Regions from separate parts of the Mus musculus genome. Here region 2 is linked to region 1. A link is a contact called in ENCODE Hi-C or POLR2A ChIA-PET data. All regions are on one chromosome and are shown on one strand. Each heading gives the region's core, a stretch centred on a gene start or an enhancer-like site at or near the end of the contact. The rest is flanking DNA. Distances are from core to core; before and after follow the strand shown. Region 1 holds the start of Lrrc61 (leucine rich repeat containing 61). Region 2 holds the start of Repin1 (replication initiator 1).

The links. A loop is a pair of places that touch in the nucleus more often than their neighbours do. ChIA-PET counts read pairs that join two places held with the same protein, here RNA polymerase II (POLR2A).
Region 2: a map of gastrocnemius shows a loop between it and region 1 (4-fold over the local background). The contact joins the promoter of Repin1 here to the promoter of Lrrc61 in region 1. A Hi-C loop is called at or near these places in 12 of 37 maps with a recorded cell type or tissue (T-helper 17 cell, adrenal gland, gastrocnemius and 2 more). POLR2A ChIA-PET finds 5 or more read pairs at or near these places in 3 of 5 experiments (Patski and embryonic stem cell).

The regions. Positions count from the first base shown.
Region 1 is chr6:48,549,760-48,556,624 of GRCm38, reverse strand. It overlaps Lrrc61 (leucine rich repeat containing 61), which reads right to left and starts at 1,826. Exons shown (of 3, transcript NM_177736.3): 1 at 1,643-1,826.
Region 2 is chr6:48,592,328-48,599,435 of GRCm38, reverse strand. It overlaps Repin1 (replication initiator 1), which reads right to left and starts at 5,553. Exons shown (of 3, transcript NM_001079901.1): 1 at 5,384-5,553; 2 at 4,460-4,645; 3 at 354-3,143. The coding sequence starts at 4,604. The coding sequence ends at 1,492.

The DNA.
Region 1 (6,865 bases), core at 577-3,076:
TTATAGAACTCGTAGGTACAACACCTTTGGCAGGTCCACTGGAGCGCTGAGAATACTGGAATGCTGGAGGGGTAGAGGAGGGAAAGACTTGGAAGTGTTTCTCAGATGGAGTACAGGGGCCCAGGCAAACAGGAGTAAAACACACCACAGGAAAGAGGTGAAATACGAGGTAAGACACACGGGAAAGGTTTGGGGTGCGTGAAAATAGCAAGGAATCTTATTTTTCCTGACAGACGAGGAAACAGAATGGCCTGCAGGCGTGCAAGCCAATGAAGGGAGGTCGTGGGAAATGATAACTGTCCACAGTCCAAAGCCTATGCGTCCCCCAGAGAAGCCACATAGCTGTAAAACCAGCAACCTGCAGATGAGTAATTTTTGGCATCTGTTCACCTGGACTAGGAGATGCCTCAGCATGTACCCTGTGTTGGCTGATTAGATTAGAACTTTCTCTTGACTATTTTGTCAGTCCTTTTCAGGAGCATGCCCAGATGGGACCTGGCTCCCTAATTCTACCCTGTTACACCGCACAAACATACATCCAGGGGCATTCCACAGTCCCACTCTGTGCAAGCTTGCCAGCCTCCTCTCCTCTCACATTCCTACACCTGGGGAAGAAGGAGCTCTAGTCTCCCACACAACCAGAGAATTTAAGCCAGTCAGTGTGAGATGCCAAAGCTTTTAAATTCAGACTCCATTTTAGAGAATCTGACCTAAGCTTGAACTCAGGTAGACTACAGGCCGGTATCTAGCATTAGTATCCAAGTTGTCCCCACAACAAAACCTGAGCCTAGCTCGTCTCTAGGCTAATCCCCAACAAGAGCAGAGTTTCCAAGTTACACCCCTAACAAGACCAGTATCTCCTGGTTATTCCCCCAACAAACCTGCACCCCAGGTTGCAAGCCCAACCCTTGCCTAATGACCACCCATGCAGAGGGGAGCAGAAGTTAAGTTTATGATGTGACTCCCAGCACCAGCCAGTTATATTAAAGGCCAAAGTAGCTTTCCATTTAGATGCTCGCATTCGTATTCCATGTTTGGTGCTTACTATAAAGCCTTGCCACATAGACATTCGGGGCTCCTCCCCCACCAAAACCGTCCTGTGTGAGGGTGGTGCATTGGGGGGGCTTGAGCTAGCTCGAATAGAATAAAGACCCTGCTGTGAGTTGCATCAGATCAGCTCCTGTGTGTGTGTGTGTGTGTGTGTGTGTTTGGCGGGGGGGGGGGGGGGGTCACTAACTTTTCCCTGGCACAACAGTGGAGGATGTTTTAAACAACACTCCGCCATCTTCTGAGCTCACATAGCCAAAGTGACAAAAGCCACGGATAAGTTCCTGCTGGGAGACTACACTTCCCAGCTTCCTTTGGGGACTACTGAAGTCATTTCCACCCATTTCTGACCCCAATAAGGGGCCGCATCCTTCTTCCTTTGTAGGCATTTTTGCCATTTGCATATCTTGTGACAAATGCTCCCTCACCGAGAATAAACAAGACCAAAACTTTTTCCGCCTTTTTCTCTACGGCTGCTCTTTTAAAATAATCTATCACACTAGCGGAACCCTTGTTGTTATGTATACCAAGAGGCTGTGATTGTGGGATAGGAAATCCAATCCTAATGTCTCCTGGCCACCAAGGCAGCACCCACCTCACCGGCCGCGATTGTTACCGGTTAAAGCGTTCTGTCTGTTAACTGCACTCAGAGCAGTGCCTGGGGCTGAGGGCGTGGCCACTAACCGCGGGCGGTTCCAGAAGAATCCAGCATCCCCCAAACAAACAGAACACGCAACTCGGTTTCTGGCGCAGGCCCAGCCGACCCGGAACCTGCGAAAGGCCGGAAGGGGCGGGGAGTGGTGCGACGCAGAAAAAGTTGTTTTTAAGGGACGCGCTGCGGCTGGCAGGGTACGCAAGTGACGCAGATTACACAACCAGAGGAGCTTCTAGCTCTTTGTGCTGGAACCCGCGGCCAGTGCTGCTGGAGGATTTTGTTCCTGTTAGTTTGGTCATTAGCACATTTGACAGAGCGACGTTGGGAAAGGCATTTATGGTTCCTTAACGAATGTGTTCTGTGACATTCAGTATGCTAGGCTGCAGGCCAGTGGTGACCTAGATTTTCTAACCCGATAAACGGTGCCTGGTACGTGCTCGCCCACCCCTCTCCGAACCCTGCCCCTCACAGCGGTGCAGTCATGCTCACCGCCTAGGACTGCAGACAAAAGGTGCCACAATAACGATAAGAAGGACCCCTTGTGGGAACCTTACCCGTATTTTTAGAAAACTACATCAGAATGTTTCCTGAGATAAATGTGCACTGCCTAGTGATATTCCCAAAGGCCTTGCCCCCAGAGATGTCACCAACGCAAACTGCCACCTTTGTAAATGACATTGTCCAACGGATAAAGAGGTCACCTTAACTAGGCACAGGGGAGAATGCCTCTCACTTTCTTTCACAGGCCACTTGGAAATGTCTACATTGGGAGGGTTTTCCATCTCCTGATGCTTTCTGTGCACTCAGACAAAGCAATCCCAGTTCAGTCCACACCCTTCCAGCCTGGGCTGGCTAAGTATAGGCACAGTTTTGTTGTTGTTCACATCTTTGCACTGTATCACAGTGCAAAGTCCTTAATGAATACGTGTTTGATGACGTTCAGTGTGCTAGGCTGCAGGCCAGTGGTGACCTAGCTTTTCTAATCCGTCAAATGGTGCCCGGTATCCATTTGATCTCCCTTGAACTTCTCCATGTGATGGACCAGCCTGAGTCTATTTTAAGATTAGAAGCTATAAATGTTCCTTCTAGGAAGGTGTGGAACCCCAAGAACCGCACAACTCTTAGCAGAGAGAGTGTCCCAATGGTAGACATGGTAGCCTAGGAACCACACAGCTCAGAGGTAGGACAGTGTCCCAATAGAAGAGCGTCCTGAGACACAGGAGCCCAGGAACCACATAGCTCTGAGAGGAAGCCTCCTCAGCAAGAGGCACTGCAGCTCCCAGGGAAGGGTATACCCAGCTGAGCTCTGGAGCCTCAGCCCCGCTCCACTTCTCTTCATTGCTTCTTTGCTTCTTCTGATGCTAAAAAACAAAAACAAAAACAAAAACATCACATCAGGAATCAAATCTCATTTAAAAAAAAACAAAAACAAAAAAAAAAACAAAATAGGGAGGGTCCAGGGAGAGAGGGGACAAATCCAGGAGTGGCTGCCTCTGCTTCCAGGAGCAGACAGCAAGGCTGTTGAACAAAGGGCAGGGCTTATATAGGATTTCTTATGGATGGAGCTTTTCAGGGCAGAGATTTCCAGGTTGAGGATTGGTGGGATTTCAAGTCCTGAGCTTGGAGAGCTCAGAGATTGGTGAGGTTTCCTATTCTGGGATTGGTGGGGGTTTGTGGGAAGCTCAGGGATTGGTGGGTTTTTTTGCTCAGGGACTGGAGGCATTTTTCACCTCCCTTTCCCTGCTTTGGGCCCATGGCTGAGGCGACATCACTGCTGAGCTTCTTGGGAGTCTGAAGAAGAGGTGTCGCCACCGTGGACAGCTCCTGCGCTGGTATTTCATGAAAGTGGTAGGCTGAGTCAGGAAAGAAAGTGCCACCACCATGGACAGCTCCTAGGACTGCCTTAGGCAAGTCACTTAAGAACTACTGAAGCCATCTCCTTAAAAGGTGGAAGAAAGTTCATTCCTGTTTGCTGTAAAACTTGGATTTGACCCTGTCTTGACCCTTTTCTGGAATTTTTCCACACCCTTATACCGAGACCTCCACCCTGATAATATACGATGCTCTGCCAAATAATTTTGAGATGTTCTGCCAAGTTTCTATGTAACCAAAAATCCTTGGAATCCCCTATCTTTGAAGTTTTGGGGCTACTAAAAAAATACCTCAATTTTCCTATGTTCAGAGCTGTCCTCTCAAACCCCACTTTAGGGAGACAGCTTGCTTAATTCAACCAAAAAATTTGAGTTGGTGGTCATTACTTTCGCTAGGTGGAATTAGCACTTATTTCAAAAGTGGAGTGCTCATTTCTCCATGACACAAGGAAGACACAGAGCATGTTATGGTAAGAAATGTTAAGAGTGCCAAGAAAAACTTGTCAAAAGACCTAAGACAGGAAGGAAAACTATTCAAGAAGGAACTACCCACCTGCAATAGCTAAAGATTTTGATGGCAGGCATTTACTACATGTGAGATCCTGGGTTCCATCTTCTCACCACCATGACAGTGGGTGATGTAGTAGGGGAGAGAGGGCATACTCAAATCCTGTCAGGCTAGGACAGTGGGAGATGTAAAGCCCAGAAGGGGGAATGGAGTCCATGAATAGAAAAGGACCAAGTGATTTAGACTGCAAACAATCACTCTGAAACCCGTTGAGACACGTTTCTCCTGTCGACACCAACCCTTCATGCTTTACGTTAGACTTTTTGATATTTTGCTTCTGCAAGTTAGGTCTTTAGCCCTGCCCCCTAAACAAACTTTACTTTTGTGTGTGGTCTGAGGTAGATAATTTGTCCTTTTTTTTTCTATTTAGAAGCCCAATTCTCCCACAGTCTGCTATTTCCGCGCTGGTTTGTTCTGGCTCCTCCTGTACAGTGTGCCTGATCTACTCCTAGTCCCAATGTCTGTCCTTACAACTTTCTTCTCTGTTCTTGTTGTCTGTCCCTACAGAAATACCTGTCTGTACTCCTCCTCCTCCTCCTCCTCATTCTCCTCTTATTTTTTAAACTTTTTATTGATTTGTAAATTTCACAGCATACACCCCAATCTCACTTATCTCCATATCTGCCCTCGAAAGAAAACCAAAAAAAATAATGAAAATGAAAAATAAGAAAAAGATCTCACCGTGGAAGCAGCAGTGCATCACGGTGTGTCACACTGTATACCCGTTTGCCCACACATCTTTACTTGCAAATGTTGCTCAGGTTCAAGTCCTCTGGCTTCGGCTACACGGTCAGGATGGAGGTCCTGCTGCTTTGGTTCTGTAAGCGCAGCCCCTTCATAGATGGGTAGATGTTGGGTTGGGCCAACTAAAGCCTTGGGTCTAGGCCTGGGAGGTAGCTGGGTTGATCAGCCCACCAGCTCTCCTGCACCTGCACTGCCAGGGCCAGCTCTCCTGGTTTGCCCAGGTGAAGGACTGGGTCACATCCACATCACCAGGGCTAGGTCTCCAGCACTGTTCTTTTTAAAGTGTAATCTAGATCTGATAGATGTTCTAATTTCCCAAGTGTGCACTTCAGCAAGTTTTGACAAATTTATCCAAATGTATCTGTATAACCACTACAGTCAAAATATGGGCCATGATACCTTCCAGCTAACTCCCCAACATATCCCCCAATTAACTGGTAATCTCATTATTAAGGATTAGATTAAATTTTTCTAGTCTCTCTCTTTCTCTCCTCCTCTTTTCCTTTTTGGTTTTGTTTGTTTTGGTTTTTTTTGGGGGGGGTTTTGTTGTTTTTTTTGTTTTTCGAGACAAAGGGTCTTACTATGTAGCTCTGGATGTCTTGAAACTCACTGTGTAGACCAGGCTAGACTTGAAATCACAGAGATCCTTCTGCCTCTGGCTCCCCAAGTGCTGGGATTAAATGCATGCACCACGCTGCCCAGCTTCTGGTCTCTTGTGTAGCTGAAGCTATCTGGTATTGCTATGGGATGGATGCTTGTGCCTCTCCCCACCAACCATTCTTGAAATTGTTACTATTAGATGATGAGGCCCTTAGGAGGTGATTGTCTTGAAAGTATAATTTTTGAGTGCATTTAATGCCCTACATAAAGAGACCTGGAGAGTTTAGCTTGTTCTTCACCACAACAAACATGTTAGAAGTCACTGTTTATAAAGGAGAAATCCAGACCCTCACTGGACACCAAATATGCTAGCACTTTGATCTTGGACTTTCTAGACTCTAAAACTGTGAGAAATAAATGCCTTTTGTTTATGAGCCACCAGCACGTAGTATGTTGGAGATTGGTTCTAAGTCTTTGATTCAGTTGAGAATCTGCATGTCCAGATGCTAAAGGTCCTTGTCCCCAATTGGTTTTTGATCAGCCAATGGTTGGACACAGGACACTTAAGAGTTGCACAGGTGGGGACACAGAGAAGAAGAGGACAGAATCACCATGACATTTCACATTATAATTAATGTTAAATTTCAACTTAATTTCCATAGTGTCTGGATTCTTCCCATCCCCACCATTGCTTAGTTATCTCCTCAACTACACAATAATTGTTTTATATTCTCCTGTTTCCTTTTAGTATGTCTGTAGGTTCATTTAACTTGGTGAATCTCATGATCCACTGGCAGTGACTCTACCTCTGGGATCCAGACATTGCTGACAGCCTCCTCTCCTTCCCCTCGTGGATTTGGTTAGACATGCTCATACACCCCTAACTCTAGGTTGTATTATTTCTGGACTCTTATTTTCTTCCATTGTACTAAATCCCATTAAGTTTTCTAATGGCCATATGCCAACAACAAGCCTTAAAAAGTATAAATTTATTTATTTATGCACACTACATGTGTGCATACATGCATGTGTGCGTGCTTTGTGTGTGTGTGTGTGTGTGTGTGTGTGTGTGTGTGTGTGTTGAAACAGAGTCTTATTTTATTGCCCTGACTGTTTTGTATCTTTCTATAAACCAGGCTGGCCTTTAACTTGTAACAGTCCCTCTGCCTCTGTCTACTGAATGCCAGGATTGCAAGTATGTACCAAGACTAGACTTTCTTTTTTTTTAGAGGTAGACAAGATGCATGTCTTGTACTCCAAGATGTAGCCCAGGCTGGCTTGGAACTTTCCATCCTCCTGCCTCTGCTTCCTACATGTCAGAGCTAACTACAGGAACACATCCACCTTAAATGCATCATACTTCTATAACTGAAAGCATCA
Region 2 (7,108 bases), core at 4,304-6,803, 39 kb before region 1:
TTTCTCACATCGCCTGACAAGGCTACAGGTGTAACCAAAGCACTTAAGGTCCACCACCCTTCAGATGAGCCTCTCGTGATGGGACACAAAGGTTGAAGTGGGAAGAAAAACAATGATAGTCTGGGTCTAATATTAAAAGACCTTGGCTCCAAAATAAGCATCCTTGCTCTCGGGTGCTTTTGCCCAGCACACAGCACTTGCTGGAGTCTGGGTATACCTCCCTCTGCCTCCAGCAAGGACTGGGAGGGGAGAGGAGGGGAGCTCAGCTACAAGCCTGACTCCTTTTTAGGAAACAGAGTGGTGTTTCCTCCCCCATCACCACAGCTCTCACAGAAAAGAACACCACCAGCCACTAGTTCTAAAACCAAATCTTTATTCTCTAGTTTGTAAAGGTGGGTAAACGGTTCTGTTTCGATCCAAGGAACAAAACAAGACCCAGTAGGCAGAAGTCATAGGAAAGCAGAATCCAATCACTATAAGTAAGAAATGTCTAACAATTAGACTCGCCCTACGATAGAAGTAGTGCCTTCTGGAGGTAACAGTGCCCCAGTACCCAGGTGCATGGGTGGAGGCTGGCATCCACACCCTGGGAACCTTAAAAAGGAAATCTACCCAGGACCTTCCCTGCAGCTAAACCCTCAACTAGTCAGCCTTTCACATAACCCCCAAAGCTCTGAGAAGAGTTGGGGAGGGTCATGGGGTTAAACAAAACCACCAGGAAGGCCTATACTTAGGGGAGAGCAGGCAGATTAAAAAAAAAAAAAAAAAAGCCAGGCTGGTAAAGGAGTAAATCAATGTCCTGGGAGGATAATATGCAAGAAATTGATGGAATTGCTAACCAGGGATGGATCGCTACACATCTTGGGACCTATGCAGGAGGCATTGCAGAAGGGTTCTGGTAAAAAAAGAGAGAGAGACAGAGACCAGAGAGAGACAGAGAGAGAGAGGAACAGCCTCACCTCTGCTGCTGCCCTAACCAGCAGGTTCACCAAGGTGCAGCCGGCCAGCCCATATTCCCTGCCCAGGGATTCATTTACTAACGACTATACCACACCTACTTCCAAAAGAAAAAACAAAAAATCAAAAAATGACCTGAAGCAACTCATAGTAAATACTGGGGACATTAAGGCGTTAACACCAGAGGATGGAACGGTTCTCTTCCCACTGGTGTTTAGTTGAGGACTCAAAGGGTAGATGGGGCTGCTATTGCTATTTTTCCAGGGTACAGGGCAGTCTGAGTTGACCCTTAGAAAAACCAGCTGGGGCTGGGGGCCAACTAGCTCAAAGCCAGGTCCCCCGAATTCTAAAATGGGTTCCCTGGATACCTAGGGGAAAGTCCATTCCTAAACAGAGCCCAGATCACTGTCTCCTCTATCCCTCTGGGATCTTTACCTGTTCCTCTAGCAGCATCAGTGTAGGTACCCCACCCGGACCACTGACACCCTGTTGCCAAGGATATCCAGGCCTGTCTTCCTAGGCCTACGGCCCCTCTCAGGCATCATGCTTCTTCTGGTGCATCAAGAGTCGGTCCTCGTCATCAAAGGTCTGGCCACAGATGGCACAACAGAAGGCGCCATCCCGGATGTGGCTCTTCCGGTGTGTGATAAGATTGGACTTCTGACTGAAGCTACGATCACAGTCGGGGCAGGCGTAGGGCCGCTCGCCTGTGTGGATGCGCCGGTGGGACACCAGGTTGGACTTCTGACTGAAAGCTTTGCCACAGTCGGGACACACATAGGGTTTCTCGCCTGTGTGGATGCGTCGGTGCGCAGCCAGGTAGGGCTTGTGGCGGAAAGCCTTGCCGCAGTCCGGGCACACGAAGGGCCTCTCTGGTGCATGGTCTCGCCGGTGGGCTGCCAGGTGGCTGCCCTGTGAGAAACGGCGACCACACTCCTCGCAGGCGAAGGGACGTTCGCCGGAGTGCACGCGTGAGTGCGCCACCAGGTGCGTCTTCTTGCCGAAGTTCTTGCCACACTCTGTGCAGGCGAAGGGCCTCTCCCCTGTGTGCTGCCTCTGGTGTAGCCGCAGGAAGCGCTCCAGCCGGAAGCTGCGGCCGCAGTCGGAGCAGCTATGCAGGAGCGCAGGTGCCTCAGCTGGGGTCCGCGGGGACCCCAGGGGCACCCCAAGTGCAGGTTGTGCCATAGGCTCTGCTGCAATCTGGTGACTCTCGGGGTGTGGGGCAGCCTGCGCTGAGACCTCCAAGCGCTTGTGGATTTTGCTGTGCGACAACAGGTTGGGTTTGTGGCGGAAGCGGCGGCCACACTCGGTGCATGGGTAGGGCTTCTCGCCGGTATGTATGCGCCGGTGCGAGGTCAGGTAGGGCTTGTTGGTGAAACGCTTCCCGCACTCTGGGCACTGGTGTGGTCGCTCACCAGTGTGCACGCGGCGGTGGGCGATCAGATTGGGCTTGTGGCGGAAACGCTTGCCGCAGCAGGCACACTGGAAGGGGCGGTCCACAGCGTCTCCACCAGGCCTGGGAGCTGCGGGACGTCCTCGTGGGCGAGGACCCAGGGCTTTGGCTGCTGCCTCCTCCAAGGCCTCAGCCACGTGCACCCGCTTGTGAACAACCAGTTGGTCCCATTGGGCAAAGCTCCGGCCACAGTTGCCGCATATGAAGGGCCGGGCCTCAGGGACAGGGGGCTGGCACCTTCGCAGATGAGCTCGAAGCTGTTTTTGTCGCCAGAAGCGTCTGTCGCATTCAGGGCAAGTGATGGGCCGCTTTGAAGCTGAGTGAGCCCGCAGATGCAGAACCAGGGCTACCCATCCTCGGAAGCTATGCCCACATAGGTGGCAGATGAAACCCAGGTCGGGGACTGCAGAAGCATGAACCTGAAGATGCAGCGCTAAGAAGGGGGCGTGGCGAAAGCGCTGGTTGCATTCATGGCAGGGCAGAGGCAGCCGGGCCTGGCACCGCCGAGCATGAAGCCACAGGGCCACCCAGCCCGGGAAGCGCTTCCGACAGTGGGCACAACGATGGACCTTGCCTGGGGTTTGGCCTCTTGGCTGAGCTGATTTGCCCTGGTACCTCAACCCTCTGTCGGGCTGGGAGGACTCCTGGGAGGGCCCAGAAAAGAGCCAGGGCTGAGCTGGGCCCATGGCCGTGGGGCCCCTGCAGCGCTGTTCCAGCATCGGTTCTTCCTCTGCTGAGGGTGGAAAAGCACAATCACCGCAGGAACACTGTTGTCAATCCCCAGGCCAGTGTGTGCTCCCAGTTTCTCCCTTCCCACCCCATGGAAGAAGAACGCCTCCCTCTAGGAACTGCCCTCACGGTTCTATCTTAGGGAATAGCTTTGTATCTTTATTGCCCTGGAAACTTCTAGAAGGGAGACATGTTGGTATTCCTTGGGATTCTCCCATAGTATCTACCTTGTGTCAGGAGGTCTTACAGAAAATATTCTTGAATATTCCTACTGTACCCTACATATCGCAACCCCCCTATTGCCTTTCCCTGTGGCAAGCACTTTCTTCTACCACACCAGAGCTCCCTAATTGGCACATGAAGCAAGTGTGGGGCATAAAACAGTGGTAGGACTTGCCTGAGGTGATACTGTAAACGATGAGCAAACCAAAGGTGGGGGGGGGGGGCAGGACGGGATGGGGGGAGGTTTGGGGCGGACACACAAGACAGGATCTTGTCAACACCCAGGCCACTGTGTGCTCCGCATTAACACCTAGGTGTGTGGAGATCTCCTCAAAAACCATCTGACTAAAACCTTGAGGAAGGTACTTCCAGCCTCCCCAGCTCAGCTCTAAGCCTGGAGAGCAAGTGAAAACAGCCTTTCTTCAGACCTGGGAGGTGGGCAAGGTGCCTCTACTAGCACAGACTAACACCAGGCCACCACCTGTCCAGACTACCCACAGTCTGCCTGCCAGCCCTTCTCCACCCACACCCAAGCAATTGCAACTGGGACATTGGGGGGAGGGGGGAGAGGCAAGCACTTCTCAATCCAAGGAACACCCACAGTCTGCTGCCCCTCCCCTGGAGTGAGGGAGAACCCTGGCTCAGCATCTCTTAAGGGGGCTAGGGATTACTGGGGTAAAGAAAGGGGTGGGAAGAAGAGATCATAATCTCTGTCCCTTGCCTGGTCCTGCCCAAACCGGGCCAAGGACTGCCCCACTTCAGCTATACCCCACAGGGGAACCCAGATTCCTGAGAGCCTCCTACACAGAGTCAGTTCAGGGGTGGCAGTAAGACTTCCCAGGGACCTTTTCATGTCTGTTCGTGGCCTCTGTCCGGGCAAAACCTCCTGAATTCCTTTACAGCCTGCTCTCTTTTGGGGGACTACAGACATGACTCAACCCCACCAACCCCCAACTCCCACCCCCGCCTGAACCCAGGGAAGACTCCATGATAGGAGAATGGATTCCTTCCCCAGTACATCCCTGTCCTGCAAGTATAGGAGACATGAGCGCTGGAGTTATGGGTTGGTTTGAGGGCACAAGAAAGGCCAAACTCTACCCTGAAGACTGAAGAGCTGGGGGTGAGGCTTTTTCCAGCTCCTTCTGGGGATGTTCCTGGGGAGACTTCGGCTGCTTCGGCCCACACTTCGGTAGCCCCCGGATGACAGAGAAAACTGTAGCAATAAAGACATCCCTATCCCCATGGCAGAGCTCAGACCTCTAACTGCTGAGAGGTCAGCCTTACCTGGGGAAGGGAGAGAAAAGAACGAGTGTGAGGCTCTGCGCTAAGCCAGGGCAGGTTTGTGTCATCACCCAGTCTCTCCCAGATTCAAGGCTACAGAGTTCAGCCTTGAACTCCATACCCAGCCTGGTCGAATGACCTAGCGGACACTGAACTAAATAAAGCATGAGCATGACCCTTTACTGAGGAAGCACAGTGCTGCCTTTGGAGGCCACCTCCTAGCCTGGTAGGGCCCCAGAAGAATAGCCTCCTCCATCTGTTGCAAGGCTCTTTCTCAGTGGCCAAAGGGCTGCCTAGGCAGTAACTCTGGAATCCCTATTGCCTCCCCTTCCCCCACTCTCCGCGCAACATAAATTCCAGGCCTGTCTCCCGAGGGTCTACGCAGGGAGCGCCAGAGTGCCCAGGACTCTCCAGAATTTCCTTGGTCATCTAGGGCAGCCCCGGGTGGCAGCAGGCCCACACACTCCCCCTTTGTATAGATGCGTGTCCTCCGTCCACATTTGCTGGCTCGCTGGACCGGTTCGGACCAGCCAGTGGGCCATCTCGGGTCCCACGCACAGCGCAGCCCGCGGAGCCTGTGCGCAGGTGCGCTCGCCCCGCGCCTCAACACTCCCCCCCCCCTTTCATATTCCGCGCGCGCGCGCGAACCCCACAGCCGCACACACTCACGGTCACGCGCCCCACAGGTGGAGCTGCCCTCGCACGCCCTCGGTGGCCCCTGCGCCCTTACTCGACCCATACCTCTCCCGCGTGCCCTCCAGGGACGCAGCGCCCATCCATAGAGCACCAGGCCGGCCTCTGCGGCCGGTTCCCCGCCCCGCAGCGGCGACAGCGGCAGGTTCGAGTTCACAACTGCCAGGCCCGTCCCCAACCTCCCCCCACGCGCTGGGTTCCCAGCTCCACGTGACTACAGGAGCTGCGGAGGGTCAGTCTCGGCTAGGCGGCCGCGGCCTGGGGGCGGGGCGGGCCAGGTCACCCCGCTGCACTGCCGCTCCGGCACAAGGCCAGGGAGGGCCCCCGGCTCCATCGCCATGGCAGCCACCAGCTCCGGTTTGGCCACCGGCCCGAGCTTCAGTTTCCTAACCCTCTGCCCAGAAAAGGATGCTCGCCCCTGGGCCACCTTGTGGCCAGGCTGTGGTCACTGTGTTTGGTCCACCCTTACTGTCTTTTTCAAAACTCAGAGCCAGAGAGAACTAGACAGGGCACCAACGGTTCTCCTGGCGTCGAGCCTGGGGCTTTGCCCAGTCCGCTCTAGCTTAGGGCTGGAACACAGCACCACGGCAACAGAGCGCATCTGGATGAAGAATGAATGGCCCGCAACTGTGAATTCTGCAAGGCCCTCTATTCCCACAACTAAGATCCGGAGTGGCCTAAGCTCTAGAGATGCAGGCCGGGCCCAGGTGGCTGTTGGCACAAATGGGTCGTTTACCCTTGGAAACGCACAGCAGCCAGTGTGGCGTCTGCGGAGGCAGGTGCAAGCCTGTGGCCATGACTCACCACCCACTAGCAGGTGGCCTTGGCTTTCCAAAAGAACCCCATCTTGGAACTTCCAGACCAGTGCAATTTCGTGTCCTTTCATGCTTTCAACAGAGACAAGCTTTGAATTGTACAATTATTTTAAAAAAAAACACTTTTAAAATCTCTCCCAAGGGCCATCTAGCCCTCTCATATATTAGCCTCCTAAAGCCAATTACATTCGGTGTTTGACATACTCGAGTGTTCTGAATAGTATTTTATATTGGGGAAGCCTGGGTTATCCCTTGCAACTGTACATGCTGGCTCTTCACTTAAGATATTGTAAGTTTTCTCCCATTTCGTTGTTCTCTTATATATTATATTAAAACATATATATATATATATATATATATATATATATATATATATAGTTTAATGGCTGTATAAATATGCAAATCGATTACATATTTTTCCTATGTCCTTATAGATTAATGTCTCATTACCCATGTCCAGGTTCAAACTTTTGGAGGTAGAAACAGATGGTCAAAGACAAGATTCATCAGTTATCCCTGAGAAATGACCATTTTTTTCCATTTCCTTGACAACATGGGCTATTTTCCCAAATTTAATTAAAATGACTGTTTGCTTCAATTTTTGCTTCTTGGGTTGCTGGTTTCCTGACTTGTTTGTTTTGTGTGATTTTTTTTTTAAACCAGTTTATGCTATGACTACTGAGAATTTATCTTTGCCTGACTTTCTATTTGCTCACTTTCAAGGCTGGGAAGTTGGGATGGTTGTTTGGGTTTCATGCTTAAAGATGTTCATTTGTCATATGTGTGGAAAATATTTTCCCCAAAAGATTGTTCTTTGGGGGTGTAGGGGTGGGAGGCAAGGTCTCACTGTGCAGACCCCACTGGCCTCATACCCAAACCCGGTGGCCTGTCTGCCAAGTGCTGGGATCACAGGCATGCCCACCTCACTTAGCAACGCTAATTTCTGAAGTGATAAAAT